3 separate regions of the Mus musculus genome follow, and regions 2 and 3 are each linked to region 1. A link is a loop called in an ENCODE intact Hi-C map of the cell type or tissue named here. Cell type or tissue: heart. All regions are shown on one strand. Links, peaks and the distances in the headings refer to the core of each region. The heading gives the core; the rest is flanking DNA.

Region 1 (10,294 bases), core at 883-8,882:
TGGGTAGAGGTCACAGATGGTACTAAATATCCTACAAAGAACAAGACAACCACACCGAAGAACACACTTATCTAGATCAAATGTCAATTTTGCCAAGATTAAGTTTTCCTGGTTTCAAGCAGGGCTTCTTTAACATTTGAACTCATAATCTCTTTTCCCTGAGGAATTTTAATACAACTCCATGTATGGATGAGCATAAAGTAGGTGTACTGGTCAAGCCTATAGTGGCAATAAATTATAAGGAAATTTACTTTAAAGCAATTCTTTGGCATGCATATGTTTTTACTGTCTATTAAAGATGAATAAATTTGCATACTAATGAGATGTGGTGCTTGATTAATTTTACATTAAGGATTCAATTGTGACTATTTAATACTGCAGAAAGCACAGCATCTTCAGTGTTTCTTAGAGCACATCCACATTTTGATTTTTTTTTATCATCAATGCTAAAAATTCAGCTTTCCTTATATATATAAAATACAAAAATAGGAGAAATCAGTCAAAGGCCATTTCAGAACTTATTCAAAATTCTGACCTAATCCAAGGCCAAAAATCATTTCATGATTTTTTTAAAATGAAAGATCAAGTTCAGCAGCCCAACCAGAAATGTTTGAATATTTATCAATATACATGTATGTGGGGGGACAGGGGTGTGCTCATGTGAGCACAGAAACCCAAGGTGGGCAGAAAGGATGCTGGATCCTGTGGGACTCAAGTAGGTGGAGTGGCCTGGCCTGGATGCTGAGAACATAACTGAGAGCCTCTGGAAGAACAGCAAGTGCTCCTAACCTGAGCCTCTCTCCAGCCCCTCAGCCAACGATTGTTTAAAATCAACAATTCTGATGCAATAAAATTAAAAAACATACTAGCTTATTATTTGCCTGCTAAAGAATGATGGTCTTTGTTCCCCACTGTTAAAACATTGTTTCTTTGAAAGCAGAGGTGCTATGATTTACAGCCTACAATGACCTCAAATCTGAGTGGAAATATTGTCGCGTTGAATGGCATGACAGCCTGTGCAGTGCAAAGTGCATATGCTATGTGCTCAGAACCAAGGCCTCGGTGAGGCTGCCTGGTGCACAAGCTCTCAGAAACGCCCCAAGCTCATTCCCCATCTCGTCGTGTTGAATTATGTTTTGGCTATTTTGTGTTCAGAAATCTTAGTGTTGACAAATGTTTTGTGACCCCTCCCTCCCACACACACACACCCACACACACACATTTACTATGTGACCTCCTCTGGAATCAGGACCCATAGTTTAAGGGGCTTGGGTTGACCGGATACAGCTTAGCTGGTAGAGGACTTGCCTAGGATGCGTGTATTCCTAGGTTCCATCCCAGGAACTGTACCACGCATGCCTGTAATCCTAGCACTCAGGAAGTAGAGGCAGGAAGAGCAGAAGTTCAAGGTCATCACTGGCTAAATAGTTTGAGGCCACGCAGGCTACATGAGACCCTTCAAATAACAAACAAACTGGGATTTAGAATAAAGCCCTTTGATTGCGTGATGGTAGCATTTTGTTTTGTTTGTTTTGGAAACAGTCTCCTTAAATAACCTGTGCTGGCCTGAAATTCAAAATCGTTTTCCTGCCTCAGCTTCCAGACCTCTGCTATTACAGGCATGTACCACCACACTTGGCTGATTTGGGCCCTTTAAAAAAAAAAAAAGATTTAATTTAATTTTATTTATTTATTTATTTATTTATTTATTTATTTATTTATTTATTTTGGTTTTTCGAGACGGTGTTTCTCTGTGTAGCCCTGGCTGTCCTGGAACTCACTCTGTAGACCAGGCTGGCCTTGAACTCAGAAATCCACCTGCCTCTGCCTCCCGAGTGCTGGGATTAGAGGCATGCGCCACCACTGCCTGGCATTTCATTTATTTTTATTTTATGTGTATGAGTGTTTTGCCTACATGTGTGTATGGATACTGTGTGTGTGTGTGTGTGTGTGTGTGTGTGTGTGTGTGTCTGAGTGTGTGTGTGTCTGAGTGTGTGTGTGTGTGTGTCTGAGTGTGTGTGTGTGTGTGTGTCTGAGTGTGTGTGTGTCTGAGTGTGTGTGTGTCTGAGTGTGTGTGTGTCTGAGTGTGTGTGTCTGAGTGTGTGTGTGTCTGAGTGTGTGTGTGTGTGTCTGAGTGTGTGTGTGAGTGTGTGTGTGAGTGTGTGTGTGTCTGAGTGTGTGTGTGTCTGAGTGTGTGTGTGTCTGAGTGTGTGTGTCTGAGTGTGTGTGTGAGTGAGTGTGTGTGTGTGTGTGTGTGTCTGAGTGTGTGTGTGAGTGAGTGTGTGTGTGTGTGTGTCTGAGTGTGTGTGTGTGAGTGTGTGTGTGTGTGTGTGTGTGTGTGAGTGTGTGTCTGAGTGTGTGTGTGTCTGAGTGTGTGTGGTGCATGTAAAGATCAGAAGGATCCCCTGGAACTGGAGTTACAGAGGTTGTGAGCCACAATGTAGGTGCTGAGAACTGAACTCAGGTCTTTTGTGAAAGCAGCCAGTGCTCCTACCCAAAGAGCAACTGGAAACAAAGCATACAACTGGGCTCACGCCTCCTTAGACATCAGAGTGTGTGGCTGACGCAGAGACGGGCCTGAACATAGAGATGAGAAAGCACCAAAAGAAACATCCCTACTTCAAGTTCTAGAGACATGAGCTTCCCGTGCCCAGCCACCACTCATCCTTAAACTTCAGACACTCTCTCGGGACAGACTTGAGAGAGCGGACAGCAGCAGATACCAGGCAGCGCTAACGTTATGGAGTACAAGTTACTACTGGAGACTGGGGCCAAGGGAAGTGCCAACAATGGCACTCGGCAGGAACAGGAAAAGGTTTTAAGTGGTTACAGAGCGAAAAGAGGGAGGCAGAATGGCTGAGTTTCCCTTCCAAATACCTGACTGCACACCAGGCCAAGAAAGGATAAGGGATTACTCTTGGCTTCAGAACCTGCTATTAACTTCAAAAGAGATCTTACTGTCAACACGGAGCAAAGATTAACCCTTTCATAGACTAACGAGGCAGCTTTGTTCATGTCTAACATTTCAATGCAGATGAGCTAGCAGAGTAGGCAGAGCACACCGGTAACTCACCTGTCCCACTGACGGTCCCTCCCTTGTCCATTCCAGAGCCTATGAGCAGCTGAGTTAATTACTCTCTGTCTTCTGTTTATTGGTCCTAAACTGGAAGCTAAATTTTAGGACCTAAAATTATGAATGCTCATAAAGACAAAGGCTCTCCTAGAGCTACCCCAGAATGGATTGGTGTGACTGTGTGGATTCTTACCTTCAGACAAAAGATGAAGAAATCTCCTGCCAACCCACACTGCTGGCAGTGCAGCAGCAAGTCCCCAAGGTGCTCCACCTGGCTCTGCTCTGAAGACACCTTCTGGTACAGGGCTTCATCTTCATCATCGCTGCAACACAGGGCAAGATCGCCCACGTCAGTGTTGATAAAGCAGCATGTTTCCTAGAAATCTCCATAATTCTCTTTTTTAAAAGGGTTATTTTATACTATATGTGTGGCTACAGAGGCACATGTGTGTTGGCACAAGGTTGCATGTGGGTGACAGGGGACAATTCTCAGGAATCAGTTATCTGCTGACACCTTGTGGGATCCAGGAATCCAACTCAGGTTCAGGCCTGCGCACAGCACATTCACCTGCTATGCCACCTCGGAAGCTGAAACCTCAGAGTGACATTCTAAAGTAACAATATTTCCATATAGGTAATCTTCAGACAGATCTTGAAAATATTTTCCTTTATGTTCGGGCTGAAGAATGCAAGGTATTTATTATTAGAAGCTAAACTGCTTTAGTCTGTATGATCATTTATTTCTCAAATAGGAAAAGATTTGTAAAGGAAGTGGCTTTAGACATGATTTATTGAAAAATTAAAAAAAAAAAAAAGGTCAGGTGTGTCTAAAGAAAATGATCATTGATGCTGGGTGTGGTGGTTCATCCCTATAGCACATACTTAGGCTAATGTAGGATGATTGCTTCAAGTTTGAGGCCAGCCTGGACTACACAGTAAATTCTAGACCAACCTGAGCTCCATAGTGAACAAGCAGCAACAATAAAGAAGTTTAAAAAGATCTGCCTCCAACACTCCTATCTAAGCGCTCAAATAGAGCTGGGCTTTTGTTTTTGTCTGTTTCTTCTGAGACAGTCTCATTATATAGCCCAGGCTGCATGGAACTCGCTAGGAAAACCAGACTAGCTCTGAACTCACAGAGATCTGCCTGCCTCTGCCTCCTAAATGTTGGGATTAAAGGTGTGTACTACTGTGCCTGGCTTAAATTTTCTTTAAAACACTTTCTTACTGGAAACTTCTGCTGGGCTAATGGCAGGGTGAAAGGAAAGTGGTGAAACAGATCAGCTGCTTTGGGAACAAATGATTACACACACACACCACATACATATACACATACATATACATACACAACACATACACACATACACACCACACACACACACATACACACACACCACACACACACACACACACACACACACACACACACACACATGAAATTTTCAATTTTTTGGGAACTCTGACTGCTTTAAGTGTCTGTGGGCCCTATTTAAACCCAGGTGTTCATGTAACTTTTGTGTGTGTGTGTGTATGTATGTGTTTGTGTATAATATCAAAAGGACTATACCCCTAACCTGAGCAGACACCCCAGATTTTAAGGAGTGGTTGCTTCTGGCAGTGGATGGAGATTCATTTAATCACTGGTTGCTAACTATATTCTCATCAGGAAGCAAAATAGTAATTTCAGTGAGAACTGTGGGTTTTCATATACATGTGCACTAATTAAGCATGCCAAATAATTCTAAATTCTTACACTCAATGGGCACAGTGATAAAGCTGCTAAAATTCATCAGTTCTCAGGAAGCTTCCATTCATTCTGATAATTCTACTTTAATACATATTTTTTTCTATTTTCGTCAAGTCAATCATATTTGTTTATGTTTTAAATGTTCACTAGATTAATCATGACTATAAAGTTAAATGTAAGCACTTCAACAAGCAGCAACTCTTTGGATGTGGCGGAAGTGAGCAGCTGGACCAGCGACACACTCCATGTGGACAGCCAAGGGAAGCCTAGGTTCTGAGAAAACAGCACCCTCCACAAATCTCAGAAAGCGCAAACAGTCTAAAATACATGCTCACGGCGCTAGGGGCAAAGCTCAGATGCCCAGTGTGCATGCGGCCCTAGGGTCAGTCTCAGCAGGACAAAAATAAAACAAAACAAAACAAAACAAAAAAATGAATAAAATAAAATAAAATACTTGTGAGACATTGGAGAAATAAATGATCCACTCCACTAAAGTCTATTTAGTACGTTCTAATCCATTCTTATGAGAAACAAACTCATTACAAAATTACCAATGACAGTAATCAGACAATTTCCCCTAAGAATAAGGCTGGGGTGGGAGTGGAGGATCTGGGTTTGATTCCCAATATCCACACAGTTCCCAGGGACTGGATACCCTCTGCTCCATCAGGCATGCAAGCAATGCACAGACACAGACAAGACAAATACAGTAATAATCGTAATAAGGCACACATGCATCCTGCTCTTTGAGTCAGAGACAGACTGGACTGACTGCTCGGGAGCTGCGGTGAACATGTGCTGCCCTGTGCTCTGAGTCACTGGCGAACACTGGGCAGTAGCTGGGCTTGCTGCGGTGTAGAGCCGGGAGGCGCCAGCAAACCACACCTACTATTAGCTGGCATCTTGGAATAACACCCAGAGGATCATTTAAGGCTCTGGTTTCTTTAAAGATTATAAATAGCAAGCGCCTTGGCTGCCTGTTTCTGGTTTCCTTTCCATCAGCGCCCCTTAGCGGCTGACTCACAGAACAGTGTCGTATAAAAACTTCTGTCAGGCGTGACAATCGGGGGTTGGTAAGCTCACCTAATGGCCTCTTTGGCGGTAATCACGATGCCACCGTGCGTAGCGGCTCTAAACTGACACTGAGGGTGGAGAGTGGGCACGGTTTTGTCCAACCCCGAAAATCCTTTCAGGCTGGCGATTGCCTTCTTCCTTTCCAGCTTCACCAGAATCCATAACAAGATCTCTTGGCAAAGTGACCTGGTAGATGAAGCAGTTATGAATGAATGAGCTTGTCATCTTATTCCATGAAGCTAGCAAGCTATGCGGGGGGGGGGGGGGGGGGGGGGAAGACACGATGACCGTCAGGTTCCACTTGATCCCAATGCTGCCCGGCCACTGGCTGCTGACACTCGACAGGGAAGCATGCATCTTACAAATTTCAGAGTACAGTGCCCTGGAGGTCACCCAGGGGTAGCTTAACCCTTGGCTCTAGAAGCCACCCCACTCACTAGAAGGGGCTGGGGTAGGCCCATGCTCCCCCGTCAGTCTTTGATGAGGATGGAACGGTGCTATGAGAACTTAATTTTTTTTTTACTTTTTAAAAAGATTTTATTTTTATTTTTAGGCTGGACATTTAGTCTTAACTACAGGGCTGAGTGTCTTTCTTCACCATTAGCAGCCATACTAATGACTGCTCTGAGTTATTGAGCTTATAATTTGTCAGGGACCTTTCTAGGGACTCCAGTTTACACAGTGTCTTCATAGTGACCCAGGAAAGGATGGAACTATAAACTCCTACCATGTGGAAGAAATGCCACAAACGACTGAAAATAGAGCTAATCCAAAAATCAATCTTTTTAAAAATGTATTTATTTAATGTTATGTGTGTGAATGCTCTGCCTGTACTTATGTTTGTGTATCAGATGTCCTGGGACTGCCGTTACAGTTGTTAGCCTCCATGTGGGTGCTGGGAATGGAAGAGCAGCCAGGGCGCCTAAACCGTGGAGCCATCTCTCCAGCCCCTAACTGAATCCGTTTTAAAGTAACACAGAAAGGGGATTGTAGATGACTAAGAAGCCCCTTTCTTCTATACTGAAGACTCTGCATATTAAGGCCAAATTCCAGGTTAAACTATGCAGTCACATCAAATCTGCACTTTTCAAACTTACTCTCCAACACTCCACTTGGGCATCATAAACTCCCACTGGTTTCCCACTTCCCAGAGACAATAAAACGCAGGATTTCTTACCGATCAAACAATGGCATGGTGGTCCATGGAGATACCTTTCCCTTCTACTGTACAGAATAGGCTATGGAAAATCATCCCCAAAACTACACCCAATTTCCCTCAACCTGCAAAATCCTCATTCTTTCTTTCTGTGTAGGCTGAGTAAGAGTCCCCAAACATCTTCCTGACTTTGAGAGAAAGTCTCGCCCTAATTTAAACTTGACCGTTTACAGACAAATGGGATTCTAATTCTAAGCGTATCCGGTCTGCTTGCTTACCTTATGTGAGACACACTCTGCTGGGTAAAACAGTAGAGAGAAAAGAACACCCGGAGGAGCGGAAGCAGCGAGTCCAGCAACACTGGGACAGGTTCATTTGCCACCACATACACCTAGGGACAAGGACACAGAGAGACAAACTACGACCAGGCCAGGGCAACGAGAGCTCATTGCCAGCCTTGCAAGGAACCTGCAGTTTATCTTAAACAGCATTTTCTTCCGAGACACAAAGTTCTAGTCTGTGCTCAGCCTGCCAATGGAGCCATGCTGGTTGAAAGCAGGGAAGGGTGGTTTCCAGCACCTTCTCCCACACGCAGACTGAAAAACAGCCCAAACACAAGGCAACTCACCCACTTCCTGACCCTTGCTTTCCTAGCTTCCGGCTGCCTCTGAGCCTCCTGATGTGGCTACTGTAATCTCCACAGTAGCTTTCCCACTGCAGAAGGCTGGTGTAACAGCTTATTATCAATTAGGAAAACTAAAACCCAGTCAGAAGGGCAAGGCACTGAGCTCAGTGGTGGGGCCTGTGCTGCTGGACTGTCCTTAGGGCTGAAAGAAAAGGAAAATTAAACTAAAACCTTCGTTAGAAACAAAACAGCTCACTGTGGTTCATCTCTTCCAAACCATGATGTTTAATGGATGCTCTATATTCTTTAAATTAAGAATTGTTCAAAAGATATGCTCACAGTAGCCCAAACTCGAAATCCCAGCATTCAGGAGACCAAAGCAAAGGACTGCTCTGAGTTTGATCCAGCTGGGGCTATAGTGAGAAGCCCTGTCTTTTAAAAAAAGGCATTATGGGGGCTGGTGAGATGGCTCAGTGGGTAAGAGCACCCAACTGCTCTTCCAAAGGTCCGGAGTTCAAATCCCAGCAACCACATGGTGGCTCACAACCATCCGATCACAAGATCTGACTCCCTCTTCTGGAGTGTCTGAAGACAGCTACAGTGTACTTACATATAATAAATAAATAAATAAATAGATAAATCTTTAATTAAAAAAAAAAAAAGGCATTATGTGGGGCTGGAGAGATGGCTCGGTGGTTAAGAGCACTGACTGCTATTCCAGAGGTCCTGAGTTCAATTCCCAGAAACCACATGGTGGCTCACAACCATCTGTAATGGGATCTGATGCCTTCTTCTGGTGTGTCTGAAGAAAGCAACAGTGTACTCATATGCATACAATAATAAATAAAAACTTTTTTTTAAAAAAGGCATTATAGCTCATGTCTATAATCTCAGCATCACGGAAGCAGAATGAGCAAAATCACTGAAAGTTTTAGGCCAGCCTGGACTAAGCAGCAAGTTCCAGATTAAACTGGGTTACATAGAAATACCTTGTCTTTAAAAGAGAGAAAGTCAGGACAGGAACGGGGGGAGGTGCGGGTATTGGAGAGCGAGCCCAGTCAGTAAAGCACTTGCTGTGAGAACAGGAGCACCTGAATTTGATCCCCAGCACCCACATAAAAAGTGGACACAGGCATAAGGATTCCCTGAGTGCTAGGAAGCAGAGACAGGAGTAACCCCAGGACTCACTGACCCCATCTACCCAACTGGATGAGCCCAGCTTAGTGAAAGACCCTATCTCAAAACAGAAAGTGGAGCGACTCGGGAAGCCAGCTAACACTGATCTCTGGCCTCTGAATGTACATACAGACACACATATGTACACATATACTCATGAACATGTACACACACATACAACAAACAAACAAAAATAAATGTAATAATCACTCTGGTATTTTAAAAACTTATAACACTCTGAACCTGCACATGGTGGCAAATGCCTGCAACTCTAGTACTCAGGAGACAGAGGTGGGCGGACTGCGGCACACAAGTTCAAGCCCAGCCTCATCTATATTGCTGCAGGCCAGCCAGGGCTACATATCACACAGGGGTACATGCATACATGCATGTATACATACATACACACGCACATACGTATGACCACACAATGTAAATGCATATCTAACTCTCCCTGTTAGTTTTAGCTGTTCTATTTAAAGATGAGGATGGGAACCTTGAAGAGAGCGCTGGGGTACAAATCAGTGCTGTTGCTAAGAAAGTCTGTAGAGAGCTCCGTGTAGATTGGGAAAAGCTCTGTCTTCCCAGCAAACCCTGGCCCTCGTGCCTCTTGACTCCTCTGTGCAACCTGATAACTAAAGAGCCTGTTTCCTGTGCATGATCTAATTTCCATAAGCTGCAAATGAAGGGCCTTGTAGGGCTGTGTTCAGAGGCAATATGCAGGCCTAATTACAGCATCACCAACTGCAGGAGGGAAAAGAAGAGATCACCAGGTAACGTAAGGGCCTATTGTCTTGCTCTGGAGCCCTGTTCTCAGAGTAAGTACTGTGGAGCCTTCCTTCTGCACCAGCCACCACACTTTGAATTTTACTATTTTTGTTCTGTTTTGGTTTGTTCTTGCAGTGATAGACACTGAGCGCAGAGCTCAGCTTGCCAAGCCCTCCACCCCTGAGCTACAGCCTGAACTCAAATTTTAACATGGCTTCAATCTCAAACATTTTCCAATTTTTAAAAAAAAAGGTGATTTTATATTTAGAAGAAAAAAACAGTACAGCAATTTATACAAATATATTATTTAATTAAAAAAAATTTTTTTTCAAGAAAGGGTTTCTCTGTGTAGCCCTGGCTGTCCTGGAACTCACTCTGTAGACCAGGCTGGTCTTAGATCCGCCTGTCTCCTGAGAACTGGGATTAAAAGTGTGCACCACCACGTCCCACCTATTTAATTTTTATACAAAGGCAAGGTGCTGAGAATACAGGGCAAAGCTGGCTTCAAAGAAGCTTATATTCCCGGGAGGGAGGCAGAAAACAGTCACTAGGTAGCTGGGTGGTGGTAGCGCACACCCAGCCTCCCAGCACTTGGGAGGCAGAGCCAGGTGGATTTCTGAGTTCGAGGCCAGCCTGGTCTACAGAGTGAGTTCCAGGACTGCCAGGGCTATACAG
Region 2 (10,294 bases), core at 1-8,000, 150 kb before region 1:
CACAAAACAAACAAAATGCCCCCCCCCCAACTAACAGAACCTGTGCAGCCCAGTTGTCTGTTTCTAGTTGGTACTGAAATGTATACTTCTTAATCTTTTGTTCTTTCTAGTTTGTTCTTTGAAATTTTAAGCTATGTAAACCTTGCCACCCTAATAGAATTTCCAGGCTGGTGCCAATGACCACTTGATCAGGATCTGGGCAGGGTCTGTTTAGAGTTCCACCTGTGCCAACACTGGGAAAGGAAGTTGGTCATTCATATACCTGAGTCTCCCCAGCTGCCATGTCAGACATGAATTTAACACTAGGAAGGATGGGGACTTTGTGGTCCTAACTCAAAACAAGTGGAGTGATTTGTTAGCAGGATCCTTTTACTTGTTATACTTAATTTTTAAAAAAGATTTGTTAAAGAATGTGTATGGGTGTTTCCTCTGTATGTAAGTCTGCAACACATTCGTGCATTGCTTGTAAAGGCCATAAAGAGGGTGTCAGATAACCTGGACCTGACATTACAGAGGTTGTTAGCTGTCATGCGGGTTCTAGAGTTGGAAGGTGGGTTGGATCCACTAGAATAGCCAGTGTTCACTGCCAAGCCATTTCTCTAGCTCCCTCTTCAAACTTCTTTATGGTGTTTAGTCGCCCTGTCGCCAGGAGTGAGACACAAGAATCAACAGTAGGCCTTGGATAAGCAGCCTGGCTGACATTCTGGTCTGCACTGTTGCCAGCTGTTTGACATTAGGCAAGTTACTCTCTAAACCTGTTTTACCTTATTTATGTGAACCTAGAGCAGTGCTCACCTGCAGAGCTATTATTAAGGGTTAAAATAATGTTTGAAGCACACACCAGCAGTGCCTGGTATAGAGTTGGTGTTGCCTACCTCTTGCTGCTGTTGTTATGGGGAACCTGTTCAAGGTCTGCTCAGTTATCAACAGAACCACAGCCCAGGTTTGGTCAGTCCCAAGGTTGCTTTAGAACTGTTTATTACACCTTGTTTAGGGAAGAGGACGGATAGCTACAACACCAAGACCTACATCAGATTTAAAGTTGCGGGAGGACAGAATGCCCAGCTGGTTACGTGTGCCCATATGCACACACTCTAAGGGAGGCAGCCTTACCTGGATGTAGTCCACTGAGTTGCCAAGGGCCTTGAAGGCAGTGTACATGACCTCACGCTTGCCCCCCCACTTCTGCATGATGCATGAGAAGGTGCTGGCCCACACCACAGCTCGCACACGCTCCATGCCTTCCTGCAGGCTGGCCTCTGTCTCTCCTTCACCCGCCTCATGGAAATTGCTACGCCACACAAAGAAGCCAGCTTGCTCAGTGCCACCCAGCACCTCATGGAAGATGTCCAACATGTAGGTATCTTCCTGGCGATTGCCATCCACTACCATGACCACCTTGAGGTTTGGAAAGGCAATGCGCTGAGCTGAGCGAAGGCACTTGCGCAGGTATTCGGGGTCCTCTTGGTAGGCAGCAATGCAGAGTGCCACTGAACGCGGCCTCTGGGAGCAGTGCAGCTTGAGGGGGCGCCCTGCCCTGCGCATTCGACGGTGCTCCAGGAAGGCAAACAGGCTCTGGATGAGCAGATGTAGACCCAGGATGGCACCGTAGAGGCCAAAGGACAGGTAGTGCTTTTCTGTGTGGATAAACTGGTAGCCTGTCACATAGGCCGCCAGGATGCCTCCCAGCACTACCAGGGCAAACAGACTGGTGCCCACCACACGCAGGGCTGTAGTCAGCTGCACCGGCATCTAAAAACAAGATAAAGAGATAGTGGATCAGGCAGGGACAGCATTTATTTCTTGTTTTCTTTTCTTTTTTCCTTTTGGTCTTTTTTCGAGTAAGGGTTTCTCTGTGTAGCCCTGGCTGTCCTGGAACTCACTCTGTAGACCAGGCTGGCCTCAAACTCAGAAATCCGCCTGCCTCTGCCTCCCAAGTGCTGGGATTAAAGGCGTGCACCACCACTGCCCAGCAAGTTCAGCATTTCTTGTCAAAAAAGCTTGAGCATTCTCAAGATAGGCCCAAGACAAAAGAAATGACCCATTATTAAAAACCATTATTTCTTACTGAACTTGACTTAAGACCACTGGAAATTCAGAGCCTAAGTTGCTGGGGTTCAAGTCCTAGTTCTGACATTTCTAACTGACCCACTCCCCTTTCAGCTATTTGACCCATAGAATGTATTATACAACTAACCTCATAGCATGTTCCAGGAGCAAACACGTGACATGTAAGGGCAGTAGAATAGTGTTGATCACAGACAAGCCAGATAGTCCCCTGGGATATGGTAGGTGTGATCTACCTGACCCAAAGCTCTTAATCCATAAGCTTCTGTGGGGACATTGGGCATAGAGGGGACAGCTCTACAGGCAGTGTGGGAGAAGATGGGTCAGGGGGCAGCCCAAGGCCTACAGCTACCACCTCTAAGTGTTAAGTGTACCCTGGGAGGGGACCATTCCCAGCACAGCAAAAGGCCCATGGAGAAAACAGGGGCAGGGGATGTAAAAGGGGTGTGAGGCAGACAGACACAAATCATTTCTCTCTTCCACCCTTCTGTAAGACACTGCGCAGGGTTGGCTTTCACTGTTTTCTTTACTTGAGAGGCAGGAGAAAAGGCCAAGAGATGGGAGAGGGGAGTTGGGGTGTGGACAGCCCTGCTGTAAGACCAGCAACTGAGCTATAGGGGACTGCAGCAAGCACTGCAGAGAAGGCTGCTGGGGAGCTCCGCCTACTTGGTCCTAGTGTCCTGGTAGGCTTGCCGGCATGTTTCCGGCCCAGCCACTCAAACAGTGTAGGTTCCCATTTGTAACTAAGTTGGGGTTTCTAGCCCCCATCCTGTTGGGAACAACTGTGCATTAATGAGAGGAGCCCAGGACTTGACATCGGAGACCAAGGTTTGGACACGCTCCACTGCCTCCTGGCTTCCTGACCTTGCCCAAAGACTTACTGTCCATGTCCCCAAGAGGGATGCTAATGGTTCCTTGCTTCTCAGATCTCAGGTAATTTCCCTGACAATGGATGCACATTAGCCCCTAAGGGCTTTCCCAGGTGGGAGCGTTAGGAAGCAGTGTGGGAAGGAGCGGCTGCCCTCCATTCCTGTCTCTTTAGCTACCTGTCCAGATTGGAGAATCCTTGTTTTAGACAATGACCCCTCACTTCGGAAACCTGCTTCAATCCTGGTCTCCCTGAATCCAGGCACCATCCCAATAGGAATAGACTCTGCTGCCAGAGATATCCATCACATAGGATGGGTGCGGAACAGTCACTGCTTAAATCCGCAAAAGCATTCTTCCAGCAGTGTAGATTGGAAAGAACTCTTGGCAGCTTGGCCTCTCCGGGAAGCATGTCCTCTGGGCGGCCTGCCCTACCAGCCCCGGGAGCCGCCGCATGCTTCCTCTGTAGGACTCCCAGCCCTCCTTGCACACACCCAGCTCAGGGAGCCCCAGGCATACGTCCCCTGCCTAGTCTCCAGCTAGAGCTGATACATAGGGGACGCTGCGGGCCCTACTGCCCGCCTCGTTCTGGGAAGGGACGGGAGGTGCTGTGGCTGGCCCAGCAACCTGCGTCCTGGCGCCCCGCCTCGGTGCAGTTCCAGAGGCTGTCCGGTCAGGTCCAAGGCAGCTAAGGAAGCTCTCGCCACGCTCCTCACCCGGCTTGAGCTTCACCCCGCTGGCTAAAGCCACACAGCCACACCCACGTGCAGGTTTCCCACGACTCTGCTGGGAAGGAACGGAAAAGCCAAGGAACAACTGCCAGCCCAGACCCTACTCATCTTCTCAGGGCCCCAGGTACCTTGGCAAAGGAGTGCCTGCAAACAAAGGCAGCATCCCTGCAGTTGCCAGCCCCCTCCATCCGGGGGCCAGACCCCCTCCCCCTCAGGAATTAAGAGGTACCCATCTCCCTACAGAAGACCCAGGAAGGTTCTGCAGCTGGATATTCTATGTACAGTCAGGCTCTGGCACGGGCTCTTGTTGAGGTCCTCTGCCCAGAGAGGACACTGTATTTCCCCAAGCCGGTTAACCAGAATGTGATCTTATATCCTGGGCCGCTTCCTCCATCCTCTCAAAAGAGATCCAAGAAAGCTCGCCCAGGCTAGCTAAGGCGCACTTAGATTCAAGGGCACGAGGGTGGGGGCGCTTTACGGGATCCATGTCCCATAGGACAATGAAAAGAAATAAAAACCTCCAGGCAAGGACGCACACCTCCCTACCCAGCAGTAGAACTTTGAGGGCTGCAAGATTAACAGCAACTCTCCCACTGACAGGTGCGCCCTGCAGCCGGGCTCACGCACGGCAGTACAGAAACTTGCACTAGCGGCTGGAGCTCCTCCAATCTCTCCTAGGCACCCTTGGACCTCTCTGAACCGGCAAGGAGGAGGAACTCATCTCACAAACCTGTGCTGTAGGGACCAGATCGCTGGAGATCTCGGTGTCCCCGCAGGTGTGAACCCCCTGCGGGCGTGAGTTGGGGGGAGGGGCACTCTAGCCTCGCTCCCCGCACAGCCTCCCTCCACCCCCAATTCATTCACAAAACAAGAGCCGCAAGGGAGGAAGGGAGGAGAGGCTGCGGGAGCCCAGGATGTCGGAAGAAAGGGAGGAGGGGGTAGGGAACATGGTGCAAGCGACTGCCGCCGGGAAGCATTGAGCGGCCGGAGCCCCAGGGTCCCCAGGTCGCGGTAAGAGGCTCCGGCCCCTTGGGTGCGCTCACCGTGCCGCCGGCTGCCGGCGTTCCGGTGCTCAGCAGGCCCGCGGCGGCTCCATGCTCCTCCTCCGGCTCCCGCCGCCGCGCACTGCCTCCACGGTGCCGCTGGGGCTCCGACTGACGACCGCCTTGCCCAGCAGAGCCGCCTTAAGTATCGCGCGCGACCCACTGGGAAAGGCGCCCTCCTCCGGCACCAGGGCAGGGAAAGTTGGCAAGAGTGGGAGGGCTCCCGGAGCCCGCGGGAGCGCCCGGTGCCCGGCCACCGGCTGGCGCTCGCCAGACTCGGGGTCTGTCGTGGACCTAGCCCCTCCGAATCGAGAGTCGCAACCTCTGCCTCTAGAAAACTAGGGACCCCCAGTGCAGCCCAAGGCTCAGCTGCTCCACGCCGACCTCCGGGCCAGCAGCCTTGGAAAGGCTGTCATTGTCCCTAGCCTAGTACCTGAAGCATCGTTAACTTTCCGGATGACCAGTGGGGACCTACAAAATCGTTCATGTCCATCCCCGCCCCCACGCCCCGCTCCCGAAACCTGGAAACCTACTCACCCTGCAAACGGGCTACCCCAGAAAATCTTCTGAACGCCAAGGGGCGGCTCGCTATGTGAGGGGACTCCCTAAAAACCTTCCCGGTGGCAACAGAGAGGGACAGAAAAGAAAAATTGTCAAATAAAAGGAGGCTGGTCAAAGAAGGTGTTAACTATTATGACAAGCTGAGCTTTGAATTCCGCAGCGGGGCGCTGATGACTTTAAGGCTGTTTGCAAAAGCTGCAGATTGGTCTAGCAGGAATCCAGGAGGTTCCGGTCTTAAAGCCCAAACGGCTCTTCCTCCCCACCTTTCTTTCCCACGTCCCGACCTCTTAGGTCCCCATCCGACATCCTCGCTGGCAGTTCCGTGGTCCCTGGAAGTTGGTGTAGACTCCTCCGGTGAGGTGAAGCCGAGAGGGAGTCCAGGGGAGAAGAGTGTTTGTTAGAGGTAGAAACTCTAGAACCAGCTGGAGATCTCGAGGTTTTACATCTCAGAAAAACCTGAAGAGAAATTGTAATTAAAGACTAGTTTTAAAAATGAATTTATGGGTCCTCCAACCGTCAGAGATAACTTCGCAGGCGGAAACAATTTAATAGGCATGTGAGCTGCTCCAGTCAGGAAGCCATCCCTCTCAGACATGCCCATAGGTCACTTAGCCACAGAATCCACAACACAGCCACCCTGGGCCCCTGCTCCGCCCACTCCCACCCTGACAGACAAAATCAAAACCTTTCACCCTGCTTCATTCAGGAGAAACACCACTGCATGGGCTAAAGGGCTGGGCAGTGAGTGAGTTTGTTTTGTTGAGACAGAGTCTGTAGCCCGGGATAGGCCTTTGAACTTCCCATATAGCCAAGGATAGATAAACCTGAACTTCTTATCCTCTTTAACTCCGAAGAGAAGGATGAGGGCCACCACACCCAGTTTATTCACTGATGGGGACTGAATCCTGAGCTCTGTGCATGCTTTGTCAAAGTTCTAGCCCCAGCTCCAAAGAGTGTGCTCTTAAAGGCTGTTGAGATGGCTCTTTGAGTGATGACACTTTGGACCAAACCTGAGTTCCAGTCTCTGGGACATGTTGGAAGGAGAAGGCCAACTAGCTCAAGTCCTCTTCTGACCTCTACACAATGATATACACATCCACGATAAATAGATAAGATATAGAAATAACGGCTGGTATTGACCCATGTTGTCATGTGTGCTGAGCTACCAATGGTCAGAGGGGCCCTGCTATAGCCTGCAATAGATACTCAGAGAAGTAGTGTCTGGGTAAAGAGGGTTGCTCAGGAGTCTGTCAGCTTGTTTTACTACGGGCTGTGACAGTATAAACCTCAATGTCTCCATGGTAGAAATGAGGTAGAGGAAGGACTGTTCCAAGATTTGCAGAGTCCTCGAGAGAGTACATGACAAGCCACAGTCACTTCAGCCTGAGATGGCTTCATCCGGCCAATCCAGCTGTTCAGTTACAAGCAGTTTCTAATTGGTGTTTAGATAAATCTGTTATTACAGATCCTAGGAGGCCGGGGCCACCCATGCCACGCCCAGAGGCATTCAAGTCTGGAGAAGCCAGGGTCTTAGGGATCCTTTTGATCTTCCCTCCTCTCTCCCAGAGTTGTAATATGCAACATTTTAGATCAAGGAAAACAAGCTGGGCTGAGGCAAAATTAGGTGCACTGGCCCCATGGAGAGGAGATACCCCATACAGAAGTTCGCCCCCCTGTGATGGGAGGGCCTAGCCTAGCCACTTGGAGAAACCAAAAAAATTTAGTCTTGCACGTGAAATCTCTTCATTTTTAAGTGTTAGCAGCTAATTCAGATGTTGGACACAAACATCCCATAGGTCAGGCAAAATGCATCAGTCATTGTCTGCCAATTGGCTGCTTGTGAATCGATCTGTTTAGAGGCTCAAGGAATGGGGCAGCAATCTTGAAAAGGTCCAGTTCTGTCCCCAGAATGGCTTCTCTGGGTGCACATTCCCTCTCCTGCCACTGTTCCAGGGCCAGCTTGTGTGTGTCAGTTTCTGAGGCTCCAACTGTGACCCGCTAGGCTTCTTACCACTCTGCTGGCTCTAGAGTGGGGCTGGTTCAGCACATCATTGCCAGTCAATTAAGACCTTCCCCAGAAACAGTGGGCCCAGCTAGGACAGTCAGCACTTGCCTATACCAATGGACTTTGCTCCATTCTGATGTGCAGGACCAGGACCTGGTATGATCAGGAAAATACAAACTGTCTTTACCATTTTTTTTTGTAAAGGCTGCCTGTGCCAGGGAGGATTTGCAATAATTAGCATCCAGTTTGAGGGTCCCTGTTTGCATTATCCCTTCACTGTAAAGTGGTCCAGGGGCTGCTACATTAATGCCTGGAGTTTATCTCCGAGTACTAGGGATGTAGAAATGGGGTTAATTCCATATCTAGTCACTTAGAAACATCTATTCAGACTTGAAGAATTGACTTTTGCAGACACTAAGCCCCTCAATCTTGCTCAGAAGATTTTTTTTTTCTTTTTTTTCTTTTTTTTCTTTTTTTTTTTTTTTTTTTGGTTTTTCGAGACAGGGTTTCTCTGTGTAGCCCTGGCTGTCCTGGAACTCACTCTGTAGACCAGGCTGGCCTCGAACTCAGAAATCCGCCTGCCTCTGCCTCCCGAGTGCTGGGATTAAAGGCATGCGCCACCATGCCCGGCTGCTCAGAAGATTCTTGCCACACTCACTTAACTCACATGGGAAACTGCTCAGGGCAGGCGGCCTGAGGCTAGTTGCCACACGTCGACTATCCATATTGAAGACAATCCACTTGCAAAATTAAGTTGTCCCAAGAGGCAGTTCCTTCTTTCCTCATCCTGCCTACTTTTGAGGCCAGGTGTAGCCCAAGTTCCCCCAAACTCTTAGTGATCCTTCTGCCTCAACCTCCAGAGTGCTGAGATGGCGGGCATGTGCCACACAGCTGGTTATCATTAGTGATGATGGGGAGATCTACCTGGAGCAGTGAGGACATCAGAAGAGAGGTCTCTGTGGGCTAGAATGAATTGGACAGAGGTCCATGGAGAACACTCTAGCTAGGAAGACAAACTGCAGGAATGTGTGCAGAATGGCATGTGTGCAGAGTGGCAAAGGGAGGCCTGGCTGAGACAAGACATTTACCCCATAGACCTTCCAGCTGTGACTAGTGATGGAGTCTGGCCGCTCTGAAAAGAGGGTGGCTAAGGACCACACTGTGTGTGACTTTAACATACCAAGCAAGGATTCTGGAGTTGTTTAGTAGGCTACAAGCACTGCTAACAGGTAGACTGGGTCACGGGCAACATTTATCGGTAAGGATGGGAATCAGGACTCAGAGGTCTGAGAGGCGAATCAGCCAGCAGAGGGCTGAGAGGGGGTGGGGATAAGAACTGTGGGTGCTGCTTTCAGAAGGTGACAGTGTCACCCACTGTGGGCCCAGAGGATGGCAGGATGAAGTGTTTAAAAAGAGAGAGATTTCCCCCAAGCTGGGGCAGGCTGAGACAGAAGGATTACTTGACCCTGTGAGTTCAAGACTAGCCTGAGCCAGGTATAGTGGTACACACCTTTAATCTCAGCATTCAGGAGGTAGACACAGGCAGGTTTGTGTGAGTTTGAGGCTTGCCTCCTGGTCTACATAGAGAGTTCCAGGGTAGCCAGAGCTAGAGATACTAGAGATATCCTGTCCCAAAGAAAGAGAGGGAGAGAGAGAGAGAGAGAGAGAGAGAGAGAGAGAGAGAGAGAGGAAGAAGAAGAAGAAGAAGAAGAAGAAGAAGAAGAAGAAGAAGAAGAAGAAGAAGAAGAAGAAAAAGAAGAGAGAAAAGAAAAGAGAAAAAGGAAAGAAGAGAATAGGCAAGGAAAGAAAAGGAAAAGAAAAGGAAAGGAAAAGGAAAAGGAAAGGAAAGGAGAAAGGAAAGGGGAAAGGAAGGGAAAGAGAAAGGGGAAAAAAGGGAAGGAAAGGAAAGGAAAGGAAAGGAAAGGAAAGGAAAGGAAAGGAAAGGAAAGGAAAGGGAAAGGGAAAGGGAAAGGGAAAGGGAAAGGAAAGGAAAGGAAAGGAAAGGAAAGGAAAGGAAAGGAAAGGAAAGGACTAGCCTGGAGACATAGTAAGTCCCCCATCTGTCTCCAACCAATCAAATAGTGGCTTTGTTTTCTCTACTGGGTGATAGTGCTTTCCTTCTCTTGAGACAGTACACTTCACAATTTGACTTAGCACATTATTCAGAGTGGAGAGTGTGTGCCTTGAGTACAGCAAGGCAGCTACTGCCTGACAAAGCTGTAGTTTTGTAGCTCGCTCCTCTCGGGGACACCTTGCCTGGCTAAAGTTGCAACTCCTGCCTTTGATGGGGAATTGCATTTGTTTTAAACTAAGAGTCCTTTGCTCTGCTGGCAGCCAGGCTCTTTCATGCAGCCTTGAAGATCAGGATTAGGTCATACCAGATGGACAGAAGGCTTTGTGCAGCCATCTTTCCCTTCTGTCTTTTTTCCAGAAGGCATGCTATGGCATATGGGGATCAGAGGACTGCTTGTGAGAATCAGTTTTCTCCATCTACCATGTGGGTCCCCAGAGTCAAACTGAGGTCTGGTGGGTCTATCGAAAGCACCCTTTACCTGTTGAAATGCCTCACAGGCCCAACAAGTCATTTCTAAATGGTTAGAATTCTGAGTTCTGAGACATCCCTTCTATGCTGTAACCAGGTGGGTGAGAAAGATTTCAAAACCTCAGTCTACAGCGAAAGCAATGGAGCCCGGAGCCCAGAGCCCGGAGCCCGGGAGCCCTGTGTTGCGTATATAGCAGCAGAAACCCTGGGTGGTTGGCCATATGGAAATCTCCTCACTGTTCTTTGAGGGAGTTGGCAGGGGAGGGGCTCGTGCCGAGCTGTGCCAGCTCTTCAGGCACCTGTGAGAACCACAGAAGGACACAGGGCTGCCTGGTACACACCAGCTGCTCAGAGCCCCCGTGCCCCTCCCTGCACAGTTACATAGGGATCCTGGATAAGGGATGGGCAGTGTCTTAGGGTTTCTATTTCTGTGATAAAATACCACGAACAAAAGCAACTTGGGGGGAAAAGGGGTTTA
Region 3 (10,294 bases), core at 899-8,898, 170 kb before region 1:
GGGAGGGGCGCGTGCTGGGCCCGGGAGAGTGAGGGCCGCGCGGGCCGAGGCTAGCCCGCCGCCAGCCAGGGGCGCTTGGGGACCGGGAACTGGGCAAGGACGGAAGGAAGGGAGCGAGGGAGTCGGGTGGAGTGGGAGAAGGGCGGAAAGGCTGACGGAGCGCGGGCGGAGGACGGAGCAGGGGGCGGCGCGGGCCGGATCCACGAGGTAGGTGCGGGGGGGAAAGGGGCTCAGTCCCCGGTCGGGAGGCTTGCTGGAGTCGAGTGGACTTGGAACTCAGAAAGTAGCGGGAATGGCAGCCCGAGACTCAAAAGGGGTTTGGGGCGGAACGGACAGAAATGTGAGGCTTGTTTCAGGGGACCTTTATTTTATTAAATCATGGTAGTGGGGAGGAGGAAGCTGCTAGGGGGGGCATTATTTGGAGGATTCTTGCAAAGTGGTCTCGGGCGCTTTGTGGGAGGAGTGAATGAATCCTAAAGTTGAGAAGGGTGGTGTCCTAGAGTAGCGGGACTGGGAACGGTTTTGGCTCGTATTTGAGTGGTAGAGGAAGGTAGTTGAAAGAGGACTCTTCGGGAGAAGGCTGGGGCTATGAAGACGGATGGGGGCCGTGGAGAAAAGCAGTTTAAGAGTGAGGTGGGGAGGGATAGTTTCTTAGGGGGGTAGGTAGAGGGTTAAAGACCTTGATAAAACGGTTCCAATAGTAGTTTGGGATAGTTTGAAGGAAGTTGGAGAAACGGGCAAGAGGGAGTTAGAAAAAATCTTGTCTAGTTGAAGGAGGGGGGAGGGGAGCTCAAGGGTGGAGGAGATAGAAGAAATGGAAGACTCCAGCAAGGAGGGGGACCTCCCCCACAACTGCCGCGCGGCCAGAAAGGGTTGGGAGGAGGAGGTTGTGAGGGCAGGAAGAGGAGGGAAGGTTGAGATGGGGTGGCAGAGTAGCAGAAGATGGAGAAAACCGGAGTAACTCAAATCAACCGAAGCCATCTTTTCTACCCATTGTCTACAAATAACAGTAATTGATTCCCTCCAGTGGAGGAATCCTGCCACGTGATGGGAACGTACCACGTGGATGCATAGTCTCTAAACACGTTTTGAAAACATTCTTCACTAATGAAAAGTTCGGAAGCATTCAGTTCTACCTTCCCTCCACAGCCCCTTTTTGGAGGGGAGCAAGTGTCTCATTTAAAGTAGTTTAGACTTAGTAACAACTCTATTAAGAGACAAGTTCTCCTTAGAAAACTGGGTCAAACATCCCCTTCAGTCACACAACCACCATGACACTGGTAATAAAAATGATTTGTATTCAGTCATATATAAAACTCACAAGGTTGGTTGTTTGCTAGAAAGGCACATAGAGAAATAGTTGTCATATTTAGAGAAATGACTTTCCAGAGTTTAAGCCCTGAAGCATCTCAGTAAACCCTGCCTAAAGCCTTTGAATTGTTCTCCAGTTGTATAAAGTTGACTTTGATGACCTACTGTTTTTATAGCCTATTTTGTCCATTGTAAACATTCACAGTAGTTACCAATTTGGTGGTAGTGATGTTCTACTTGACATATTCTAGGAAACAGCTAACTTTTTTTACTATGAAATGGTTAAGCCACTTTATCCTAATTTTTTAAAGAAAAATTTTAAAGTATAGTTTTGAAGAATTAGAACATATTCCCTTTAAAACAGACAAAATTCAAAAATACAGGTAGAGATAGTGTCTATCTTGTTCACTGGTTTAATCTTTAGCAGACCACACAAAGTGTTTAGATACATTGTAATGGATTTTTTTTCCTTTGAGACCAGGTTTCTCTGTATATCCCTGGCAGTCCTGGAATTCAGTCTGTAGACCAGGCTAATAAAATGGACATTTATAAAACATGATTTAGTCATAGAAGATTTTGTGTCATTAGATTTAAATCATTGAATCACAGTCCTTTGTTTTTCTGTTTGTATGGTTGGGTACATACCATACTTACACCACATTTTATTTTGGGAAGTTACCATTATGAGGGTCACTGATCAGGCTGTTCTCTAAGACATTAGTAATCCTTTAATATGTAATGATTTAGAGAGCAGAGGATGAGAATTGGGTTTGGTCAGAGATTAAAGTGAACCCACGGCAAAAAAGTCCTCAGTCTTCATGACTTCTTTTTTTCCTTGATGAGGGGTAGAGAGAGGGTTTAGGGTATAATTTTGAATCTTGAAGGTGGCATTGAATTTGACTTTTAAAGCCTAAACATGGATAAGGTAATAGTTTATCAGCTACTTTGATGTATCAGCTTGGATTTTAGCTGCTTTCATTGCAAGGGACAAGGCTTCTTTCAGATTTGCAGGAGAATGAGGGCAATTGCAAGGTAGATGGATCTCAGAAGTTGTGTATGAGGAGGGCTGGTGTGCAGACCACACAGTGGAATGGCTAAAGTCACATCCTGCTTTACTGGTTATTAATTAGCTATGCGACCAATTGCTTAGCCTTCAGCTTTTCTAAGCCTTGTTACCTGAAAGGGAGTTTGATAACCATGCCTAACTTGAGCTGGTTGTCAGGATGGGATGAGATAATCCAGTAAGCAGTCCAAAGAGTATGGAGATGAAATCTTTTGGTATTGGTAACACTGTGCTGCTTTCTAATCAAGGCAAATCTTAGTCCTAGAAACTGGTCGATTCTTAGTGTTAGCATGAAGTGAGACTGAAGACTCAGAAATTGATGCCACACAGAATTTTCATTGTAACATTTTTGTTATTTGTTACTATTACCAGAATTTGGCTTCTTAAACAGCATTGGAAATTCACACAAGTGCTTCAGATATTGGAATCTTTGCATTGATTTAGCAGATGAATAGCCCGAAAACTGAGAAATCTTGACATTTGATACTAGCAGCCTAATATTATGTTTAAATTTTTTTTCTACTTGGAAACATGTTCTCAGATTGTAGGTGTTCTGCTTGTACGAGGCTTCACCTCTTTTTAAGTTTCCCTCACACCCACCTTTGTTGTTGGAGACAGGGTCTTCCTGAGTTGTCCTGCCTCAGCCTGAAGGGCAGGGATTACAGATGCATAGCACCACACCTGGCTTTTGAGACCCTTTGAATAAAATGTATGCTAATTGGGACACGTGGTCATACTCCTGTTACCTCTGTCGGTTGTGCTCTCAAATCAATATGTAAGCTAGCCCCATGGACAGTTTTCTGGTGACCTCAAGGAGCAAGAACAGGAGTAATAGATGCTACAGGAAATCTCAAGCCCTGAGATACACACACACACACACACACACACACACACACACACACACACACAGAGAGATCACATAGGTATAATCATATGGATATACAGGTGTCTCTAAGCTAGACTGACACATTTCCTTTTATATCCGTGTAAGTCACCTAATTTGATTTAGCATAAAACATTTTACAGGGTTGATGGGGTACAGCAACAGAATGGCCAGGCTGTAAGCCACACAGTTACTGTTTCCAAGGCATTGCTAGGTGTTTGCCAGGATCAATAGAAATAACTCAGGCAAGGCTTCCTGCAGCTGTATATAAAGATGTATGTTTTCAGTTGAACCTGCATGGGTAGGTTTGCAAGTGCTACCCCAAATCAGAGGTCAGGTGTCTGCTTTTCTTAGTTCATTGTGAATTCTTATTCTGATAGTCTGTCCAGGAAGCAGAGAATTCACTGAGAAAATTTGGCAGCCATACTGTCTATTTCCTGTGGATAAAAAGCACAGGAAAATTGAAATTTTCAGGAAGCGTATTTTGGTATGTGTGTGTAGCATATGTGCATGTGTAGAGGTCAGTAAGTATCAGTCTTGTCTTCTGCCTGAGACACAAAGTCTTGGTTCCACTGCAACCCTTCAGGCTTTGGAGTTTTCCTTTGCCTCCTGTCTCAGAAAGCCACTGCGGTTGCAGATGCTAGTGCTGTATGTTTAGTGTCTTCATGGGCACTGGAGAGTGGAGCTCAGGTGTTCATACTCGCATGTCTGAGCCATCTTCCTGGATCCAGGACGTAGAGTATTATCTTCTTCCCCATGTTTAGAATATGATGTTCACAGATGTGAATTCTTTATTGCTTTTTTTAGGCCACTTTTTTTTTGCAGCTTACACATCATACACAGTATCAGTCAACAAAAGCTTATTTGAAAGAACTTGGTCTGTGCAGCCTTGGCCTTTTACAATCTTTATGAATTATAATCAAAGTTAGACTGTCAAATGCTGAATTGCTTACTTCCCAATCTAAAATATTAGCTATTCTCAATAGGAGTCTAAAGTCTTGCATGAGTTATATTTAGTCATCACACTAGTGAGTCATCATCTAGGTGTCAGCGACCTAGTCATTTAGTGACCTGAGCGTGATCATACAGTAGCTTTCCACCTTACAAGCTGGAACCGGAACTCAGCCTTTTGAATTTGGATTGATTCACTTTGGAGATGCTCTGGCAGCAGGACTCAGTGCTTTTGATCCAGTGTATGAGATTAAAACAGAGGGATTGGAAATTCAAAGATGGACCTGGTCTCAAAAGTTAAGTTCTGCAAAGGGTCTTATAAGCACAAAGATCTTTGCCTTTTCTCGGTAGGGCCACAGCCTCTTTGGGTACAGAGACTCACTAGCTCACAGATCTAGTGTTGGTGCCCTTGTGCTGATGTGAACAGCACTTACACATGTTCCTGGCTGCACGCTCTCCTGATTCCTCTTCATTCTTGCTGATACCTGGTTCTGTCCTTTAGGAAGGGAAAATTAAGTAGTGACTTTTAAGTAACTAGATGGGCTAGTTTCTTGTCTTTGCTCTCTATACTCTAGTTGAGTGTGTACCACATATGAATACATGATTTTTATTTGTATATGACCCAGTAGCCTCAAATGCAAAATAGGAATAAATGGTTATCATTAGAGTTGCTGTGTTGGTTGAGATACCATGTACACATGTGCATAGCATGTAGTCCATAGTAAACATTTAAAATATGTTAACTGCTGACCCAGTGTGTTTGGTGCTCTGGAAAGAGGTTCTGTCATGATATAAGCCTACTGGAGGTCCAAAGCGACAAGAACCAGTAAAGAAACCCCTCAAATGGCAGCTGCCCCTTGTCGACCTAGCTCTCTAGAAGCTGAGGTTAAGAATATGCTATACCAAGCCCCAGGCCAGAAAAAAAATCCTGATTAATATTTTTTCTGCGTTTTGAGTACAATTATAAAATCTGTTGGCTTTTTGTACCATGACTGGTAACACTATATATTGTCTCATTCAAGAGACAACCAAACACTGTAGCTTTGATTCCCCAATTCAATCTCTGTTAATGGCAGGTACAAGGGAAAATGAAGCCAGCTAGCAGCAGGCTTTTAGGGTGCTCCAAATTGCCACCTGGTGGCGCTGTTGTATAATGTGAAGATACAGGAACTCCCTCCCTCAGCTAAGTGAAAGGTAGTCTGTAGCTGAGTTACATTAGAAATCAGCTTACTACTAGGCACGTGGCACAATCCTTTAAACACACAACTGGGGAGGCAGATGGATCTCTATGAGTCAAGGTTAGTCTGGTCTACACAGTTTCAGGATCACCAGAGTTACATAGTGAAAGAAACCCTGTCTCAAAAAAAAAAAAAAAAATTGCCTTACCATTTGTTGTAATACACCTGAGTGGATCACCAGTCCAATGATTGTCATTAACAACTGTAATCTATATGTTCAGAAACAGCAAGAAAGCCTAACCCTTTTGACATTGCTAGAGCAATAGAGTAACATGTTTAAAAGCACTTAGAATTCTAAGTTCCTGCCACACATTGGGCTGGAAGTGTAAAACTCAGTTGGCAGAATGCTGACCTAGCATTTGTGAGACTGGCAGGAGAATCCGAAGTTAAAGGTCAGCCTCAGCCATAGGGAGTTCAAGGGTAGCGTGCACTAGAGACCTGTCTGAAAGTGGGGAAAGTGCCTATCATACAATTAAGTGATAAATATAATTATTTATAATTATTGCTATCCTAAAAGGTTTTTTTCCCCCCCTCTAGTTTTTCAGTTGCATTTTTAAAGAAGGAAGGCTCATGGTGCAAATTGTTATTTCCAGGTGAGTACATTTTAAGATTTTACTTAGCTTGAGTGTTAAGGGCTATACTGGTTTTACATTCTTCTGAAGGAATTAGGGTCCTCAGGTACATCTTCTATACATTCTTGCATTACAATCTATATTTCAGTTCTCAGTACTGCCCAGTTTCCCGAGAACTTGTATTCAACAGAGTTCCTTTGGGCTTCTAATGGTGGTGTAGGTGTAGGACACTACTCATCCTTCACCGCTCAAAAATATTGTAACCGCCAGCCCTTTACTTTCAGTACGGGGGCTGAAGGCCTGGCAGAATGGGTGCTGATGGAGCTACAGGGGGAGATCGAGGCTCGCTACAGCACCGGATTAGCTGGAAACCTCCTGGGAGACCTACATTACACCACTGAGGTGAGGGGGCTTTTCTTTCCCTGCCTTATGCCTCAGTAAAGCAAGCTCCACCAAGGTGGTGCTCCCAGGACCCAGCGTGAGGACTGTCCTCGGGTTTGTTGCTCCAGGTTAGCCAGTCTGTAGAGCTAGCTGCTTGCTGTCCCCACCTTCTGGAGTAGCAGAGGAATGGAGCCGTTGGGAATCTGCTAGAGTCCTAAAAGTAGAAATGCTGTTTACGTGGGGCTGCAAAGAATGAAAGGGCACAAGGGTGGATTGCCAATGTGGTTTTTTAACAGTGATAGAGCCAGACCAGGGGCTGGAGGTGCCAGCATTGCTGCAAGAGCAGCTTTAAAAGGCCCCTGAAAGGAACGGCCTTGCCCTCAACCTTAGGCATCTCCTTCTGTTCTGCCAAAGGGAATCCCTGTGCTGATCGTGGGCCATCATATCCTGTATGGGAAAACCATCCACCTGGAGAAACCTTTTGCAGTCCTTGTCAAACACACTCCTGGGAAGCAGGACTGTGATGAGCCCGGTCGAGGGACTGGCACCCAGTACTTGGTGACAGCACTCATCAAAAACAAGATCCTTTTCAAAACTCGCCCCAAGCCTATTATCACCAACGTCCCCAAGAAAGTATGAAAGAACCCCGGATTTTCCCTAGAGAGCGACCAACTCCTTGGACTCGTGCTCCATTGCCACCTCGAGGACGGCTGGACGGAGGGCCTGTTATGAACGCAGGCCACCCAATGGGTGTGAACTCAGATCCTTTCCTTATGGCAGCAGGTTCTCTTGGTGGAAACCTGGCTCCATTTCCAAGGAATGCAGCTCCTTTTCAGAATCCATCAGGCTCTTTGGCGTCAAACCCAGCACACTTTGCTGCTGGTGCTCGCGACCCAGGCATGACTTCTTTCCCAAGAGGGATGAATCCCACTGGCACAGGTGCAGTTTCCTTCCCAAGGCCAGGAGGCCTGTTGGGACCAGGACCAGGACCAGGTTTAAACCCTAGAACAGGGGCTCTTCCAGGCCCAGGGCCTATGTCTAACCCCAGATTAGGAGGGCTTCCTGGACCTGGTCCTATGGCCAACCCAAGGGCAGGCGGACTTCTGGGAGCAAGTCCTGACCCTAGAAGTGGTGGCCCCATGGTCCCTGGATGTGGACCCAACATGAGGGCAGGTGTTTTGTCCTCTGGGACTGGTCCTCCCAATCCTAGGCCAGTTGGCCTGGGTCCTGGACCAAGTCCAAATCTGAGATCAAGCTTTTTAGGTACAAACCCGGCCCCTAGGTCGGGTATGTTTCCAGGCCCAGGCCTGGGTCCCAACCCACGAGCATGTGGCTTAGGACCAGGTCTTGGGCCCAACCCAAGAGCTGGTGGCCTAGGCCCAGGCCCAAATCTGGACAACAGAGCAGGTGGCCTCTTAGGTACAGGATCTGGTCTTAACTTAAGAATGGCTGGACCTCAAGGCTTAGATCTTGCCCCCATCCTGAGGGCAGCAGGTCTTTTAGGGACAAATTCAGTTTCTTTTTCCCAGGCTTCTGGAAACATGGGCACAAACCCGCCCACCATGACAAGAGTACCTGGCCCCATAGGTCCAAACACAGGTCCTAGCTCTCGAGGACTTGGCCTTCCAGGGCCAAATCCCTCTCCCATGTCAAGGGCTCCTGGCCCCATGGGTCCTAATTCAGCTCATTTCTCAAGACCAGGTGGCCCCATGGGGGTAAATGCTGGAGTCTTTCCAAGGGGGACAGGATCAGGAGGACTGAACCCAAATGCCTTCTCTCAGTCTTCTGGCACATTGGCCTCAAATCCAGGCACCTTTCAGAGGTCTGCTGGCCTCCAGGGCTCAAATCAAGCAGTTTTCCCAAGAGCCTCTGGGCCACTAGGCCCCAACCCAGCTAACTTTCCAAGGGCCACTGGCCTGCAGGGTCCAAGTCCAGCTGCCTTCCCAAGGTCTGCTGGTCCATTAGGCCCAGGTCAAGTTGCTTTCCCCAGGTCAGCTGCGGGGCACCTGGGCTCTTCTCCAGCAGGCCCTGTGGGTATCAACCCAGCTCCTTTTGCAAGACCAACGGGGACCCTGGGCCTTAACCCAGCTTCCTTTCCAAGGATGAATGGCCCTGTAGGTAAGACTTTGGTCCCATTTCCTAGGGTAGGCAGCCTCCCTGGCTCAAATCCAGCTGCTTTCCCCAGGCCAGGGGGTCCAATGGCTGCAATGTACCCAAATGGAATGTTACCCCCTTAAATACCATTTTTCTTCCAGGGCCACTTTTGTTATTTAAGCACTGTGGTTCTGAGCTGGGGCTGTCTCTTAGATAAAAGAGTAGATATGGAAGTACAGTCTGAAGAACATAGCTGGGGCTCGAGTTCAAATGAACCTTCTTTTTCCTCTGCTTTTTTCTTGACTAAAGGCAAAATGTTATTTGTGAGCCATGGACTATGGCAGATGGGGTGATCCTGGCCTCAAGGAAAAGGCTCTCTGGCCTTCCGGAAGCCTCTGTGCTTTTGTCCCACAGCTTTCTGCCCCTTGTTTCTTACTAGTTCCTTGAACTGTTCTCGTGGACTTTTCCTCAGGGATACATTGGCCTGCAGGTCCTAGTTCCCCACTCACCGCTGGAGAATTGGCTCGCTTGCTGTCTAGTGACGCTGCATTGGTGAGCGGGCCATGCTTCGGTAACTCTGACCCGGCTCCCTGGACCTAGTCATGTTCTACTGCCAGACCTTTCCCTGGGGGCTTGAACACAGAATGGGAGGTGGACACCCACGCCACAGACCCACCACATTTCTGCTTGACTGGGCCTGCGGCTCCTTTCTTCTGGGACTTAGAGGTGGACAGATTTAAGCTTCCTCCGATCAGCCAGCTCCCTCCTCACTGGTCCTCCCAATCAAAGAACCTCAAAACTTAAACTGCGATGGATGGGAAGTGGGGGGGCTGGGGGGGGGGTGGAGGGATGAAAGGGAAATCACTGTGCTGTGTTCAGCTTGATGTGAAGGATGGTTGGTTTTCCTCCATTGTATCTTTTCTTACTGTTTCTTTAATAAATGGGTGAGAGGGCTGCTGCTGTCGCTCCATTTTGTTCTGTTTACTCTCTGCTTGTTTTTTTTAAAATGACAACAACCCTGTTTATTACCTGCCGTCCAACATGCTTGTATTTGAGGATACAAGCTTTGGTTAGCCTTCACTCATTCTTCCGATTCTATTTTGTAGAATAATTTGAGGAGTGTGAGATTCTGACGTCTACAATAGAAAATAAGCCATCTTGCATGTGTAGTATCTGGTGGCCTAATGGCTTAATTCTCCAAAGTGAAGCAACCGTGACAACTTACCTTATTTGTGAAATTTTTAAAGTCAGCATTAGAGATGTTTGGTTTGTGCGCACTCACTGCTGATAGCACGTGTGGAAGCCAGACAGTTGGGGTGGAATGGACTCGCCTTGTACTGGATGGATCTCGAGGATTGAACTCCAGTCATCAGGCTTAGTAGTAGGTACCTTTTACTCCTGGGCCATCTTGCTGGCCTCTTTTTCTACTTTTGAATTTCACTGATTCCATTTCTACCACTAATCCTTTTAAAACTAAAGAGCTAGGCTTAGAGGACATAGCTCTGAGATCCCAGTTGTATTTTTACATTTGAACTCTACCTCCAGCACTCATGTGTTGAAGACTTGGTCCCCAGCACAGCTCTCTGATAGAGCCTGGAGGTGGTCCTTGAACATGAGGAAGAAACAGCTCTTGGTCAAATCCTGGTTTAAGAGGCTAATGGAGAAGCGCTTTAGACTTTGGGAGGCAAAGCACAGCCAAGGAAAGCTGTCACTGTGGCCATGGCCTTGAGAGTGTATTTCCTCCCTGGCTTCCTCTAAGCCCTCTGCTTCCCTGCGGCTTCCAGGTGAGGAGCTGTGCTTC

The links. A loop is a pair of places that touch in the nucleus more often than their neighbours do. Peaks named below come from ENCODE experiments on the same cell type or tissue, not always from the same donor. Only the 100,000 strongest peaks of a DNase experiment are listed, where the experiment ranks them.
Region 2: it touches region 1 in a loop (5-fold over the local background); 32 of 42 quality-filtered maps call a loop at or near these places.
Region 3: it touches region 1 in a loop (6-fold over the local background); 32 of 42 quality-filtered maps call a loop at or near these places.

The regions. Positions count from the first base shown.
Region 1 is chr8:106,713,756-106,724,049 of GRCm38, reverse strand. It overlaps Tango6 (transport and golgi organization 6), which reads right to left. Exons shown (of 18, transcript NM_173037.1): 8 at 7,329-7,441; 9 at 5,904-6,080; 10 at 3,267-3,396. Among named protein-coding and RNA genes, the nearest start is that of Tango6, 36 kb to the right of the region's middle. In heart, for the core only: a CTCF peak has its summit at 5,829; a DNase peak (open chromatin) is centred at 5,819; H3K4me3 peaks cover 487 bases; H3K27ac peaks cover 1,494 bases.
Region 2 is chr8:106,865,366-106,875,659 of GRCm38, reverse strand. Has3 (hyaluronan synthase 3) reads right to left here and starts at 4,824. Exons shown (of 4, transcript NM_001331048.1): 1 at 4,709-4,824; 2 at 1,114-1,752. The coding sequence starts at 1,752. In heart, for the core only: CTCF peaks have their summits at 3,501 and 4,874; DNase peaks (open chromatin) are centred at 3,469 and 4,879; H3K4me3 peaks cover 2,855 bases; H3K27ac peaks cover 1,722 bases; H3K27me3 peaks cover 3,861 bases.
Region 3 is chr8:106,883,046-106,893,339 of GRCm38, reverse strand. Chtf8 (CTF8, chromosome transmission fidelity factor 8) reads left to right here. Exons shown (of 4, transcript NM_145412.4): 2 at 5,984-6,039; 3 at 6,303-6,420; 4 at 6,814-9,477. The coding sequence starts at 6,017. The coding sequence ends at 7,038. Derpc (DERPC proline and glycine rich nuclear protein) reads left to right here. Exons shown (of 3, transcript NM_001378379.1): 2 at 5,984-6,039; 3 at 6,814-9,477. The coding sequence starts at 7,035. The coding sequence ends at 8,636. Among named protein-coding and RNA genes, the nearest start is that of Chtf8, 5.4 kb to the left of the region's middle. RefSeq lists cis regulatory regions at 1,040-1,047, 1,059-1,065 and an enhancer at 1,030-1,076. In heart, for the core only: a CTCF peak has its summit at 5,322; a DNase peak (open chromatin) is centred at 5,369; H3K4me3 peaks cover 668 bases; H3K27ac peaks cover 456 bases.